Regions from separate parts of the Homo sapiens genome. Here region 2 is linked to region 1. Evidence: chromatin loops called from intact Hi-C (ENCODE). Cell type or tissue: CD14-positive monocyte. All regions are shown on one strand.

Region 1 (8,000 bases):
AAATAAATAAATATCTTTCTAACTGTGGATACAATGAGAAGTTGGTCTGCAACCTGGAAAAGGCCCCTTATCAGACCCAACCATACTGGCACCCTGATCTTGAACTTCCAGCCTCCAGAACCATAAGAAAGAAATTTCTGTTGTTTCTAAGCCACTCAGTCTTTGGTATTTTGTTATGGCAACCCAACTAAGACAGTTACATAAAAATATACAACCCATTCTCAACTCGCTGGCCATATAAAAGAGAGAGTAGGTTAGATTTGGCCCAAGGGGCATAATTTGTCTACACTTGTTCTAGGGGAAGCTCCAAAAAAGATATTTTCATCCCTTTCTCAAAGTCTTTCTGGAAAGACATTTGATCAGCCCATGCCAACTTTTTCCTGCAGGGAGAGCTCCAGTATCCTCTGGGGACCCCAAGGCTTTCTCAACCCACTGCTAAGAAGTAAGAACAAGGCCACTTACCACATGATCATGATCACTAACTTCATTACAATCTCATTCAAAATGTTGAAGAAATCCACCATCAGCTTGGCCTGATCTCCCATCTTCCCCATAGCGATGCCAAAAGCAATGAAAAACCCTATCAGACCTGTTGGATGAATCACATTACATAGAAGGACAAATTACAAAAAATGTACTTTTTCTCCCTCATTCTTTACCATTCCCAATGTATGGAGCCATGTTCTCACTGCTGGTTACCCTATGAATTAGACATTAAAAGAACAAAGCATTATATTTGATACTGAATGTAACTTTCCCCTGGATAATTTTGGATTTCTTGAACACTTTCCACATGAGCAAGTTAAACTGTAAGCAGCATTAGGTCCTTGAAGAAAATGTATTCATTTTCATTCCAAACTAAAAGGTGCTCTCTTTTCCCTCCCCTCACTTATGAAATCATGTGTAAGCAGATTCCTTTATTACACAGATTAACGAGGAAAAGCCTGTTGGGACTTGGGGATTATCATACAAACTTTGGAGCCAATATTGGAATAGCAGAGGCCAATTAGCCAATAAATTCTTTGCTAGAGTTACATCTAGCTTGTTTTGGTATTATCCCAAATCAATGCATGGCTGGTATGTTTCACTCTTACAAAATCCTATATGTAAAATTATTTTTTATTACTACACACATAAAATGACAGGGAGAAAAAAATACTGAAAAATCAAAGGGAAAACAATAAGGAATCCGAAATTCCATTTTATCCAGTTTTTTTAAATGTAATCTGTTATTTATGAATTTGTCATAATTATTTTCATGATTGAAATGGTTAGAATGCTTTTTTAATTTTATTTATTTTTTCAGGATCATAAAGACAGAATATAGATTCACTGTCAGATTTTGCTAGTTCCTAGTCCCTCCACTCTTTTCTTCCTTTACTTGACATTCTTGACTTGTATCTAAGTCCAGCCTCACATCAGCCTTTGGGGTCAATCCTAACCCCAGGAAAGATTTAAGGAGCTTCATCTCTGCCCTCTTCATGTCAGCATCACATTGCACTAGGTCTTGGACCAACTCCAATACCCAACCATGAGTCTTACTTCTGTGTTGGCTTTACCTCATCCCCTGTGCCTGAGATCCTGGGAATCTGCCCTACACTTTAGTTCCTCCAAGGCTAGGCCTGGCTTTGCTCTTCCTACCACTCCTGTTGGTCCCTTCCATTCTCTCCCTCGGTACCTCACGCTCAGGCCTGCAGTCTCACTCCAACGCATCCAGGGACTGGGGCACATTGTGCGGCTTACAGGTGTTTCCAGTACTGCCTGGGGGCTATCTGGATTTCTAATTTCCAATCCCCATGTGCTCCCTGACCTCTGACCCCTGATCTAGTATTGCCATTCTTGAGGTCTCAGTTCTTACTACTTACATGTTCTATAAATCAGTGTTGCTATGTCCTTGGCTACAGGACTTTGCTTCCCCACCTGACTTGTTCTCTGACTCTGAAGTATGAGCCATCTTCTCTTTCCTCCTCTTCTCCACACCTAACCTGCTCAATTTGGCAGTCCTAATTTCCAGTCCCTCCCTATTATATCCAGTTTCCTATGGTGTCCAGTTATGCCTAAAGTCTTAACCCATACTCAGTAAATTTTAGCATTATAATTTGATTCTCTTATAACAAAATTCCTTCTCTCTGAACCTTTGACTTTACTCTTTCCCTAGTCATCTAACCCACTAACCTCTTTACACCAAGCACATATCAACCCAGATTGTCTAACTACCCTTTGCTGGATCCTTTCTATCTTCAGCAAAAAGAATCCATCACTTGCACTTGGGGTTACTAATACTTCACATTTAGTATCTCCTCTTTTTGCTCTCAGCTAGAAAGCTTGACAAATGACTTCACAAGTAAGTTATTGGTCTGGAAAGACAAAGGCTTAGGGAAGATTAGATCCAGGACAGAGGGAACTAGTTCCGCAGTAATGTACAAAATCAATTTCAGGCCATTCCCAAGTCCTTCTCTCAAGCCCATGGAGAGGAGTCTGCTACGTGGGAGGTCAAAGAGAATCAATCTGAATATTCTGGCTGAGAATAGCTCATATTACTTGGTTAATTTCATTTGAAATTAAGAGAAAATGCCCGAGGTATCAAGGTCCCAAAGAACTGGAATAAAAAAAGCTCCATTCAGTGTCAGCAGAAACTGGCCATATCTATGAGAGATAGGTTTTTAAAGGAACAGTTGGAGTTGATTTAAGCAGTTGGGAGAGGGTGGAGACCAGAATTGTTTCTGGAGGTTTTTTAGGAGAGAAATGGTTCCTTAAAGAAGTGGGAGGCAAGAGCTGGGGTTGTATCTTCACTTATTGCAAGTGCTTAATCCTCGGGACTTTCCAAAGCCAAAAAACAGAAAGACAGCAAAACAAACAAATAAAAAAGCCACTATCTCCACCCTCAGAAGACCGTGGAAAGAACCTTATTTCAGCCATGATTTGTAAATGGGAAGTTTCTCAACAGTCTAACTTCCCTTGGCTTTCCAGAGCCTTGATCTGCACTTGGATGGAAACCGTATTCAGCTTGTAATTTTTCTTTGTAAACATTGCCTAATTGAAATTGCTCACTGGAACGGGGGTGTTGCATCTGAACAAAACCCTCTTGGACTTGGCCGCTGGGGTTACAGAGTAGTGAGTTGTGTTGAAACTCCCCAGTAGAGCCAAAGGTCCTGTGACTTCCCAGAATCCACCAAGACTCTGGAAACAACCAGGAAAGTCTTTGAATGATTCACTCCAAAGCCCTGGCCCCATTGTTCATGGCCTCAAGCTCCTCCTGAGTATGGAGAAGACTGAGGAACACTTTGACAAAAGGGGGTTGGGTGTTTTAAGTTATGACCCACCAGAAAAGACCATGGGGGAGTTAGGAAGGACCTGAAAGGAACATAGATAGCTGGACAGTGAGGGAGAAGAGCTGCTCGGTGGTGGGTGCTGGGGATATTTGCAAAATCTCCCCAGAGGAACTCTCCTTCCTACTCCTCGCTCCTTCCACCTCTCACCTCCCACTGGTTGTTAAACAATGTTTATTGATCTTCCATTGCCCAGCAACCTAGTCAGCTCATCTCTTCCCTCACTCTCACTCATCCAACCTGCTTCCTGCCAAGCCAAACAAAAAAGATCTGCTTCTGCTTCTCAGTGACTGTGCAATTCTGCTCCCTCTCTCTCCTCTTTCTCTCTACCATTCTAGATGGCTAAGGAGTAGGCTTACCAAATTTGGAACAAACAAACAAACATGACACTCAATTACTTTTTGAATTTCAGGTAAAAAATGAATACTTTTTTTTTAGTATTATTATGTCCCATGCAATATTTGTGACTTACACTAAAAAACTATTTGCTTTTTATCTAAAATTCAAATTTATCCAGGCATTCTGTATTTTATCTGACAACCCAACTAAGGAGACAAGGCCATGTGATCTTTCAGATGACAACGTGAAAGGACTACTGAGCTCATTCATCTCTAAGTAGCTGTCATCCAAACCTTTAGAAATTGTGCTTGGATAAATAAACATACTTCATCCATCCAGATTCACCATTTCTCCCAGGTTTTGGCCAAATGCCCCTATTTCCTGTCTCGGGGACACCATTCTAGTGATGGATGGAGGTTACGGAAGGGAGTGGACCCACTGAGTGGGAGGGGAGCAAACTGGGCAGACTAGAGCCGCTCACATGGTAATAAACCTCTGTCCCTCATGGAGGTATTTTCTTACTGAACTCCTCAGCTCTCCACCCACTTTGAATAATGATCACAGCTCATACGGAGAGAGCACATGGCATGTGCTACTGTGCCCTATATGCACAATCACATTTCATCCTCACAGTAATCTACAAAATAGATGCCAATCCTATTTCCATTTTACAAATGAGGCTCAGAGAAATGGAGTAACTTGCCCAGGGTCAGATAACCAGTAAGTGGCCCATACTGGATCCAAACCCAGGTCTGCCCAACTGCAGAGCCCAAAAACCTCTAGGATGGCATGCTAAGAAGGTACTGGGCTAGGAGAAAGGGCTCACTGGGATCCCAGAAAGTAAAACAAGATAACAAGATAATCTGTAAAGCTCCCTTGGTACCTACTCCAACACTTTACAATCCTGGTAGCATTGCATTTGTTTGCAGACTAAGGGCTGTGGTGGTCCAGCCCCCGCACCTAGCACAGCACCAGTACATGGGGGCAGCTTTTAAAAAATGCTTAAGAAACGAAAGCAATGGATGTGTCACTTAATAACACAGAGAGTCAGAGAAAGTGACTTTCTAACACCACACAGAGAGTCAGGGAATGTGCCCAATGACGGTGAGCTCCCTCCTTTTTTCCCATACCCAGCTTCTTGCTGCCCTGTCCCCTTATGGTCTCCTCTGCCCTTCTCTCTCTTCCTTAAATCGCTCAGCTCTCAGTCCCAGTGACCCTCAAATTGCTCCCCAGAGAGAGCCTCCTGCTCCACCTAGAGGACAGCTGAGTCATCAGTTTTCTGAAAAGGGAGTGCAGGATAGCCCAGCCATTGCCAGGGAAGCAGAATCCCGGACCACCAGCTGGCCTACCTAAGACGTTCATCCCATCCTTGAACTCCAGGCCCTTCTTGATAACCATCTTAGTCTCCTCCGGCACCTCAGTCACAGTCTCGTTCAACAGAGAGACAACAGCGCTGGTTGCGTTGGCCTCCTCGTCCGGCGGTGGTGCAACCAGGACTTTCTTCGTCACTGTTTGAATCTAACAGAGTGAGGGAAAAAAGGCATAGAGCTGAGATTTGGCCTATAAGGTGAAAAAAAAAAAGATTGGCTACTCATATATTTTAAGGTTCCCAACAGGTTAACAATAATTAAGAAATGCCAAAACAAGGTTATGAAAACTGGAGAATATTTTATATGTCTATATTTACAAAGTGGTGTTTTATTATACACAGTGAGATACAATTGTCCTAATCACAGATAATTACACAATTTTTTATTTGTGCAAATTTATGGGGTACATGATAAATTTTTTAATGTATACAATGTGTGATGATCAAATCAGGGCATTTAAGGTGTCTAACATCTGAGTACAATGCATTTTTTAAGTACAGTCATCCAACTCTGCTATCAAACATTGAATGAATTCCTTCTATCTTTCTGTATGTTTGTACCCTTTAAGCTACTTCCCTTCGTCCTTCCCCTTTCCCCCCACTCACCCTTCCTAGCCTCTGTTATCTATTTTTCCACTATTTTTCCATGTGTTCAAATATTTTAGCTCCCACATATAAATGAGAAATGCAATATCTGTCTTTTTGTGCCTGGCTTATTTCACCTAAGATAACGACCGCCAGTCTTATCCATGTTGCTTCAAATGACACAATTTCATAAATATAGAATGTATGAAAATAATTTGCAAATGTACTATAAGTACTGTAGTCAATAATAGGACACAGGCTTAAACTTGGGGGATAAATGTCTTCTTTCACTCCTATGATTGTAGCTCAGAAACAGTATGAAATGTCTAACTTGGATGCTCTTCCCAATTGTGAGACCCAGTTAGATGGTCCTTCCAGTTGTGATGGTCCTTCCAGTTGTGATGGGCCCTGGATCTGGTTAAGAATAGGAAGCCTTGGCAGGGGTCAGATCAGCAACTCATGATCCACCTGTTTTCCCCTCTACCTGGTCCCCACTGGACAGGGGTATCACAGGCTGCCTCAGTTTGGGCTCCTTCTAGAGCCAGGCTCAGCTGGAAATCTCCATCTGGGCACCAAGAGTGCCAGCTGCCAGCAGCCACCATGGCAGGAGCATTTGCTTATATTTCAGATCCAAATTCAAGGTGGGAAGACAGCCACTCCTTCTGAGCAGTGATGCCAAGCCTTTCTCAATGTTCCCCAAGTGTCTCTGTCAGATGACTCACAAGGAACCTCTCCCGCTATTCCTCGACATCCATGGCAGTGGTCCTATTTTTAAAGGTGCCAGGCACCCTACATGCAGAGTGCTATAAAAATCCACATCTGAGCTTAAAAAACACCACCTCCAGGGGCATTAAAATAGAACTCAATGCAGAATCCTAGATTGTCAGTGCTGGCATGTAGTAGGTAACAGATGGCTGAACCCCGAATAGATACGGAAGAAGATGTACGGGAAAGTCAAGTGACTTGTTGGACGTCATGGAGTTATGGGCAGAACTGGGATGTCAACTCAGATGACCTCACCTCCATTGAGTTATTTCCACAGTCTGTGCTGTATGTTAAGCTATAGGGACCCAATCCTACTGTGCTGGTTCCCATAGGAAGCAATGCTGAACTGCCAGTTATTTAAAATGGATGGGAAGGGAGGTCAGTGTTCTCTGAGGTGAGGCAGGGTGCTCTCTGTTCTAGCCTGGCCACATGTACTCGTGCAGGGAGAGAGGAAGCCTAGGGCCTGCTGTGTGAGGGGAGAACAGGCAGCCCACTTCTCCCCTCAATGTGGCCCCTTCATCTGGGCAACATTGGTGTGAAGAGAATGCAGGGAGGATCACAAGAGAAGCTTATGTGAACAGCAGAGTCATGCTCCCAGGAAAGAAAAGGGAACCAAAGCCAACTGTCAACCTATCCTAAGGATGCTAAAGAAGCCTACGTTTGGTTTAAAAGAGAAATACTCATGGATCTAAATGAATGGTGGCTGTCAGGATCAGGCAGGAGGCCAGCTGCTACCTATTTTACATCCATTACGTCTTAGGTCAACAGTAGCCCTTCGACTCAAGGGCAGCTTGCTAGTTAGTTGCTGAAGCAGGATTCGAGATGAGTTATGTTTGACTCCAGAAATCCAGATTTCAAATAGCAAAGGCCAGTGATGTAAGTTGAAGCTGAGGAGATAGGAACACGAACGCAGGCCGAGTTCTCTGCCTGAGTTCCTGATTCACAGAAGCTGTTCGGTTGCACAACTCCATGTAAGTGCTGTTTTAGTCTGTTTTGTGCTGCTACGACAGAATACCTAAGACTGGATAATTTATGATAAACAGAAATTTATTTTTTCACCATTCTGGAGACTGGGAAGTACACAATGAAGATATCAGCATCGGGCAAGAGCCTTCTTGCTGCATCATTATATGGAGGAAGGTAGAAAGGCAAAGAGAGGCACAAAGGAGCCAAACTCATTCTTTTATAGCAGCATTAATCCCATCCATGAAAGCAGAGACCTCATGGCCTAATCACCTCCCAAAGGGTCCACTTATCAATATTGTTATAATGGCAACTAAATTTCAGCATGAATTTTGGAAGGGACAGACATCCAAAGCATAGCAGGTGCTAATTCCAGTCTCCCTGTCCCTAAGCCACCATCATGTCTCATCATAAAACCTGCAAAACCATAAACTGACCTACTCAACTTTCTTCTTGTCTGCATACAGTCTATAGGTAAGTGTGGCTACCTATAACCCTATCTATATCCTTAGCTTCCCCTGGCCCACCAAGTCATGCCTGAGCTGAGTTTACCTTCCTCCACTCACTATACCTCCACACTGGCCTCACACAGCCTCCTTTTTCTTTTCTGAACATTATAAGTACTTTTCAGCTTCTGCATATCTGTGCCT
Region 2 (8,000 bases), 66 kb before region 1:
TCTAACTTAGTTAAGCTGCAAATTAAGTATAAGGATGGAATAAAGAGATTTTAGGTAATCATAGTCTCCAAACCTGCTCACCCATTCACAGGCAACTCCCAAAGGATGTACTCCATCAAAACAAGGGAGTTACCAAGAGAGGAGAGGACATGAGTTTCAGAAAACAAAGTAGAGGGAGTTCTTAAAATGATGATAAAGGGAGATCCCAAGATGACAGCTGTACAGCAGGTCTAGAGAACACTTAAAGTTGGAGTACTGACTAATAATTAAAACAATCAATGTTTTGCTTTTATTGACCTCTAATTAAAAAGAAAATTATTTTTTGTTGTATTCATTAACTACTGATGCATTAAAAACTGTTCCAAAATTAGTCGCTTAAAATAACAAGCATGTATTTATTTCTTATGCATCCACCAGTTAACTGAGTACTTCTGCTGATCTTGGCAGGGCTCACTTGAGCATGACGGGACTCATGCATTTGTGTGTGTGATTAACAAACAGGTCAGCTAGAAGCTGTCTGATTTCGGACAGCTTCATCTGGGATGATTGGGGTCTTTTTCCATCTGACTCTTACATGCCTCCAGCTGGCTGGTCCAGGCCTGACAGGGTTCCAAGTAAGAGCACATGCTCACAGGTCCTCTTGAGGCCTAGGCTCAGAACTGGTGCTCTGTCATTCCACCATATTCTATTGACCAATCAAGTTACGAGAGCAGCCCAGATTTTAAAAGAAGGGAAATAGATTCTATCTCCTAATGGGAGAAGCTGCAAAGTCACACTGCAAAAAATATGGTTACAAAAAAGCCAATTATCAGGGCCATTAGTGTGATCAAGATCTACGATAGACATGTTGAAAGATTCTTGTGCTCAAGGGCACCTCTCATGTTTATGCTTAAAATACACTCACCATTTGAGCCATATTGGCAATGGCATTAACTTAGAAAACCATGAACAACTTTATAAACCCCATGCTTATTGGAAAAGGAAGGAGCAAAGTCATGTGTAAATGTGTTTGGGAGATTGCTTGGTATGGTAGAAACAGCATGAGCTTTGGGATCAGACAAATTTTGGGTTTTAATACTGATTCTACCACTTACTTAACTGTGAAACTCTGTTCACACATCTTAAATATTTTGAGTCAGTAAAGAGACAGTAAAACCTTCATAGGGTGGCTATGAGGATTAAATTTAACAAGTACGTGTCAGTGCTGGGGTATATTAGGTCCTCAAAAATATTAATTCCTACCTGCCATCACCCACATATGCACAGTAGGTACTTAACTTCTTCCTTCACCATTTCCTCCAATGTTCTGAACTCTAACCAACTTTTAAGTGTGAATTGCTATTAACTTACAGTGGCTGGAGACAGATTATTTCAGAATCTGAAGCTCCCCATGAAGAAAGCCCTTCAATTTTAGTTGAAAGGTTTTTGCTTTCAAAGCAAGGCTAACAAGCAGGGAGTCCAGGAAGCTAATAACTGGCATTCGTTGATTAAATCTTGGCCATCTAGGTTGTGGCTGTAGGTTAACCAAAGTTGGGCATCCACCCAAGGCTTTGATCGTCACCTCCAGGAAGTTGTCTTGCCCCACCCCTATCCAGGATGAGCTCATTTTCCCCTCTGTGGGTATAACTCTTACCTTGTCCATATGTCATTGTAGTTCTTACTTTGCAATTTCATTAATCCGCCCATGAACCTGTCTGTTCTACTATATGATGAGGTGTGAGGGTACGGAGAAATTCATTATGGTCCCCCAAACCAGGTAAGTAGAAAGTGGTAGAACCAGGGATAGAGCTCAGCTCTCTCCAAAGTCTCTGGCTTAACATGCCTGAATTGTCTATTGTCAGAAGTTTGGTAAACTGAATTTGCTGAAGTTAAGACATCATCTCCAAATGTTGCAAACCAGGTCAGTATTCCAGAGCTCCCTGTGCCTGGTGGAGCCAAAGGAGGCTTTCAGAAACCACTGAAAAGATTTGGGGATGAGTACACTCACCATTTAGACCACATTGGCAATGGAATTAATTTAGGAAACCATAAACAACTTCATAGATGCTGTGCTTATTGGAAAGGGAAGAATCAGTCATGTGTAAATGTGATTTTTGCTGTGATGCCCGGGGCAAAGGCTCAGTGGAGAAGAAAGTCTGGCTGGGCATCCTGGCCTCAAGCCCCATTTCTTGCCTGTGTTGACACCTGGTCTTGAACACCAGTAGTTTGCCTGTCAGGGCCGCCCATAACCCGGCTCCTCAATCCTGCCCCATTAGGCTTCCAGACTGCTGATCTCATTACGTGGTGACTACTGTTTTCCAGAAGTCTTGTCTAAACCACTTCCTCCTTCCTCTCTCCCGAAAGAGGAATAATAAACCTCAGAAGAGGAGGCTAAGGTTTAGCTTTTAAAAGGTGATATTTAAAACAAGACTCTCAGTTCAAATTCAACCTCTGCCATTTACTTATGTATAACCTTACACGAATTATTGAACAGTTCTGTGCCTCGGTTTCCTCATCGGTAAAGCAGGAATAATAATCTCTACCGGAAAGAATGCTGGGGGGTTAAATGAGATAATATCTGTAAAATGATGGAATATAGTAGACGCATATAGGTTTCCTTCCCTCATTTCTGCTATCTTAATCACTTTTGTGTGAATACACAGTAGGGGTCTAGAAAGAATATGAACCATGATTTGGGAGAAGTCAGAGGTGTTCCAAAAATTTCTGAACCTCTCCCAAACCCTTTTAAGCACTGGGGTCTGAAAAGCCTACCCTCTCCCACCCTAAGATTTCCAAATAGTATCAAAAAGAAGAAGAGATTCCCACTCCTGTTTTCTGGGGAAGGGTGGAATATGCAGGTTTATTATTGCCAACATCTATAACACAAAGGCTCTGCCAGAGCCAACCTTCAAGGTGACCCCTAGATAGGGAGAGAGAAGAAATGAGATTGAAATTTCAAGGGCCTAGCTCTGGAGATTCTGAAGATCCTTGACCTTGGGAACTCACCCATGCAGAAGTGGAGAGACAGGTTTTCAATAATAAAGGCTAAGGGCTTCAAATTTCAGCTTGGGTTACTAGAGTTCAGTGAGAGATTTACTTTTTATTTTCGCCTCTTCTAGGATTCTTTAAATCTCATTAAGAAATGAAGAGAGAAATGTGAAGAAAAGCTGTCAGAGGGGTAAACTGTCAGAGGGATGCAAAGAAGAGTAAGATTTCAAACAATTGTTCTGAAAGAAAGTTAGTAGCTATTTAATAAGGACTGTCTATGCATATAGCAGATATTTAAATCATAATAAGTATAAAGTAAACTCAAAAGCGTCTCAATAAGGACAGCATCTCTCTTCCAAACCTCAATGGGTTTTGCTGGCTGCACTTCCAGGGCAAGTTGTCTTGGCCACACTTTACTTCTCTTCCACTCTCTCAATCCCTTTCACTGGGCTTGGAGGCACAGCAACTCAGAACTACAAAGTCTGGTCTGGGCAGCAGAGTCATTGGCTGCGCTGTACTCTCCCTCAGGGCAGTGGCAAGCTGGGACCTCTCTCAATAGGCAAGGGACCTCCGACTCCCTGTTTTAGATCACTTCCCCCTTGGACAAAATTTAGACCTTTGTGTAAAAGCTGACTGAGAAAAGTGCAATGTGTTCATCTGTCAAGCCAAGGATGAGAGTAATGAAAATTTTCCCATCAAGGTTCACGTCCTTTGCAGAAACTTCGTTTTCAACCATCTTGTTGGCCTTCTCTGCCCTGTTGATAATGCGCCCCCTAGTGGATGCTTTACAACATGCCCTTTGTCTTCGTAGAAACTGAGTCCTTCCGCCTGACTTCCGTTCTCGAATCCTCAAGGTAAAACCAGAAAGAAGAGGGTGAAGGTGGGCATCCTTGCACTCAAGGCTTAGTGGGGAGTGGGAATGGGAATGGAACTGGGTTGCCTGAGTTGGGACAAACGGTTGGGGAATAACTGATGGTCCACGTTTTCTTTTTAAACTACATTTTGTGTTTTGAAAAGGATTTATAGATCATGAAAAGAAGGAAACATTCATTAGTTGCAATTTAAACGTCATTTACTGAATATCTACTATATGCCAGGCATTGCGCCATTGCTGCGCTACAGATCCTTGTCTGAAGGACACAGATAATTGTAGCCAAGAACCTGCTATGACAGAGGGATAGATAGAATATTGATCTATAATGGCTGAAATTGAGCATTTGCTATCTACTTGGGCACTGTCTTAAGCATGTTGCATGTGTTAACTAAATTAAGTTATTTAACCTCTCTGTGGTTTAACAGGTAATCGTAGAACATAGCTTACAGAGTTATCAGAACTAAACAAGATAATACCTGAAAGATCTTAAAACAGTGCCTGGTACAGACATGCTAAAATAAGAAAACGGAAATGATACTCTGCACAACCTTGTGAGATGAAGTACCATATTATGTTGCATCTACAGATGGGGAAACTAAGGCAGAGGAAGCATAGTCACTCTGCTAGTAACTGGCAGAGCAGTCTGCCAATGTAAACAGCCCAGACCTAGAACATGCTCTCTTAACTCCTATGCCACACTGCTTCTGCCTGAACATACTGACTCTTTTAACAGGAATAGTTTTCATTTCAGTTCTTAAAGAAGGCTGGCATCAAAATTAGTGAGCTATTAAACAAGTGTCAAAATTATTGGGGACTGTAAATCACTTTATGTCTATTAGTTGATTCTAAGTGTGGCACAGATTACTTGTTCATTTGATGTTTGAGGAAAAGTTTAATAATATGCCAAACTTTGGTTCTCAGTTTTCATTTACAAAGAAGCTCTTGGCTAAAGAAATTTCCTAAAAGAATCTAGGACTACTCAAACAAGAGACTGGCTTATTTTCTGCCTTTTATTGTTCCTTAAAAAGAATTCAACATTAAAAATACAAAAGTAATTGTCTACTTCATTTCTGTAGAAAGGTAGACAATAAGACATCCATTTTCTAGAAAATTCTTTATTCCCAGAAATTTTATGCTAGAAATGTTTTCTGTTCCAAAAAATATCATCTAATCTCGTTGATGAACCACACAAAGGGATTACATTTTAAGTCTTATCATTGTGACTGAATGAACTGAGACTTCCCCTCTGCCTCCAGGGTTTAGGGAAGTACGACTTGGACAAGATATTCTTTATTGTCAAATAACAATGAGGTGTCTGATAAACTATCTCAGAGGCAAGGTGGGAGAATGCTCTTTTAGCATAATAAGTCCAGGGTATTTAATTCTGCTAGTAAGAGTGTCAAAATGAGTAGGAGAAAATGGTTTATGTCATACAGGTTAGAACAGAGAGTTTCTGAAAGAAATTAATCCTGGAGGTGGTGAGATGTGCTTGATTTTAGGTAACCCAGGGGAAACCCAGTGTGGTAGTATCTTTTTGATGCTGCCCACCACTCCCCTCTCCACCCCCGCCTCCCCACCGCCAAGCTCCCAGAGACAAGCTCTCACCCTTGTGGACTCAAGTTATCCCTTCTCCCAGTGGAGCAACTATCACTTGAAGGAGGACAAAAGCAGTTGGCATCCAACGTGGAAGGCTAGGAAAGCTGAGGGGACCGAAAAAGCTGAGACAGGCATGAGCTGGTTACAGAGGCTCTTGGACTTACAATGGGGCCATATTCCTATAACACATCATAAGAAGTCAAGAATGCATTTAATACTGGCATAAGCCCATCATAAAGTCAAAAAAATTTAAGTCAAACCATCATTAAGTTGGAGGCTATCTGTATTTCTGTGGGAAGGGGTTGTGATTATAAGGAGAAAGGGAAGGTTGTGGGGACGCCAGAGATAGATGGGGTTAAAGGAAGAAAGATGAGGGACAAGAATTAAAAGAAGGGATGGACACGGCGGCTCACACCTATAATCCCAACACTCTGGGAGGCCGAGGCAGGTGGATTACTTGAGGCGAGGAGTTCGAGACCAGCCTGGCAAACATGGCAAAACACCATCTCCACTAAATATACAAAAACTAGCTAGGCATGGTGGTGCACATCTGTATTTCCAGCGACTTGGGAGGCTGAGGCACGAGAATTGCTTGAAGCTGGAATGCGGAGCTTGCAGTGAGCGAGATAGCGCCACTTAACTCCAGCCTGGGCAACAGAGCAAGACTGTCTCAAAAAAAAAAAAAAAAAGGAGAGGAATATCTCTTGCGAAGGCATGCACATACACACACCAGCTTGTGTGATTCAGGGGTAAGAAAACCTGGTCCCTTTCCTCCTATTTCACCATTACTATCATTATGCAAGGCTTTAAAAAATCAGTAGCTGAGGCTGTAATTTTCACATTCCTTGTAATGTCCTTTGCATCTAGAAGATCACCTGGCACATGGATGGTCAGTCATGTATGTTGAACAAATGCACAAATAATAATAGTAACAGACCTCGTACGTGATCAAAAAAAAAAAAAAAAGAGGAATTAACTCACTTGTTGTATTCCAGGGGCTCTTCCAGGGTATTTGAATGGAGATAAAATGTCTGCTTACTTCCTATCTAAGTCATAGCCTAGAACTAGAGCTGAGAATATATTCCTCAAGCCAGCTGCTAAATAGCTAGTAGAATGGCACCAAGGTGCCAATGTGGACCTAGCCAGGGTGTATATGAGTTTCTTCTAATGAGAGGGGGGTACTGGAGGCAGTTAAACATTGACCTGGAGCTGCTTGCTGGGAAGCAGCGTGAAGTGTTGCTTCCATTTGAGAATGAATATTCCATCACAGAATTCCAGTTAAAGTCAACAGATTGAATATACTCATTATGTATTCTCCTTCCTAACACTTACTCAAATGATCACAAATGCATCAAAATAATGTAGACTCACAAAGAGATTGGAAGAAGGGACCTTAGCAGAAAAAGATATCAAGAGATTTTGGAAAACAGTAAATGGCAGAGGAATTCATGATCTAGCAGGTGTAGGAAGATGTCACCTAAGTGTGAGCAGAGTGAGAGCCTCTGAGTAGAGAGCCAGTTGCTCCAGCAGAAACTTGGAGATGCTTATGCCTTGGAGGCACCAAGTGGTCAGAGACGGGGATGAGGATCACAAAGGATTCTCCTGTCCAGGACTTTGAATCTTGAGCAAATCACACACAGACAAGTGAGAGATGAAGAGAGATTCACAGAGGTAGTGACACAATGGCTGTGGTCCAGTGGCATAGCTGCTGAGTGGCATAGCTGCTGAATGGCAGCTGTGGTGGCTGCATCCTGGCAAAACTAATCTGCCTCCTAACCTCTACATATCTAAGAAAAATAGAGGCAGGCCAGCCTTTCTGCCCTGATCCTTGCTTACTTACTGGACATCATGCCTGAGGGCATTGTACTTGATATATTTAGACCTCAGTTTCTTCACTTGTAGAAATATATATAAAGTTATGTAAATATATATAAAAATACACATAGACCAATGCCTGGCACCTAATACATGTTCAATAACTGTTGAACAAGAGCATCCTCCACTAGGCATTTCCCCATTGCAAGAACCCAGCTGGACAATGGAGATTTCCATCTCTTCAGGGGATAGCTAGAGATTCATCTCTTCAGGGGATAACTGGAGATCCATCCCATGGGGGTGGAAATAAACATGTAACATTAGTTTTTGGTCATTTCTAATCTACCAGTCCATTGTTTAATTTCCAATAACATAGCTATTTAAAAACCTCACTTTTAATTTGAAATAGGTGCAAAAAAGAAATAATGTTTTGTCATTCTGAAACTCTCTAGCCTCACTCTTAGGGAAACTATCATAACATTATATCTTCAGAGATTGACTTTACCTATTCTGTCATCTCCTTCATCCTGTGTTTGGAAAGTCTTCTTTAATGATCAAAGTCTTCTCTCTTCAGGACAGTTAAACATCATTTTCATAGGCACAATTTGTTACTAGCATATAAGGAGTGTTTTATTTTGTTCCCAACTGAGGTTACACCAGAGAAGACACATCTAAGCTGAAATACCAGAGCAAGAGATAGATTTGCTTAATGTTACCAGGCAGTTGTTTGCAGTACAAACAACTGCAA

The links. Peaks named below come from ENCODE experiments on the same cell type or tissue, not always from the same donor. Only the 100,000 strongest peaks of a DNase experiment are listed, where the experiment ranks them.
Region 2: it touches region 1 in a loop (2.7-fold over the local background); 8 of 110 quality-filtered maps call a loop at or near these places.

The regions. Positions count from the first base shown.
Region 1 is chr11:35,301,057-35,309,056 of GRCh38, forward strand. SLC1A2 (solute carrier family 1 member 2) reads right to left here. Exons shown (of 11, transcript NM_004171.4): 5 at 5,018-5,186; 6 at 463-589. Among named protein-coding and RNA genes, the nearest start is that of SLC1A2-AS1, 23 kb to the left of the region's middle. RefSeq lists an enhancer at 4,657-4,746. In CD14-positive monocyte, CTCF peaks have their summits at 4,907 (motif pointing left) and 5,135; DNase peaks (open chromatin) are centred at 2,985, 3,555, 4,895 and 7,315; H3K4me3 peaks cover 4,333 bases; H3K27ac peaks cover 6,047 bases.
Region 2 is chr11:35,234,574-35,242,573 of GRCh38, forward strand. No RefSeq gene overlaps it. Among named protein-coding and RNA genes, the nearest start is that of CD44-AS1, 24 kb to the left of the region's middle. RefSeq lists enhancers at 3,459-3,528, 3,539-3,608. In CD14-positive monocyte, CTCF peaks have their summits at 3,821 and 4,027; DNase peaks (open chromatin) are centred at 1,558, 2,288, 3,738 and 5,088; H3K4me3 peaks cover 584 bases; H3K27ac peaks cover 1,346 bases.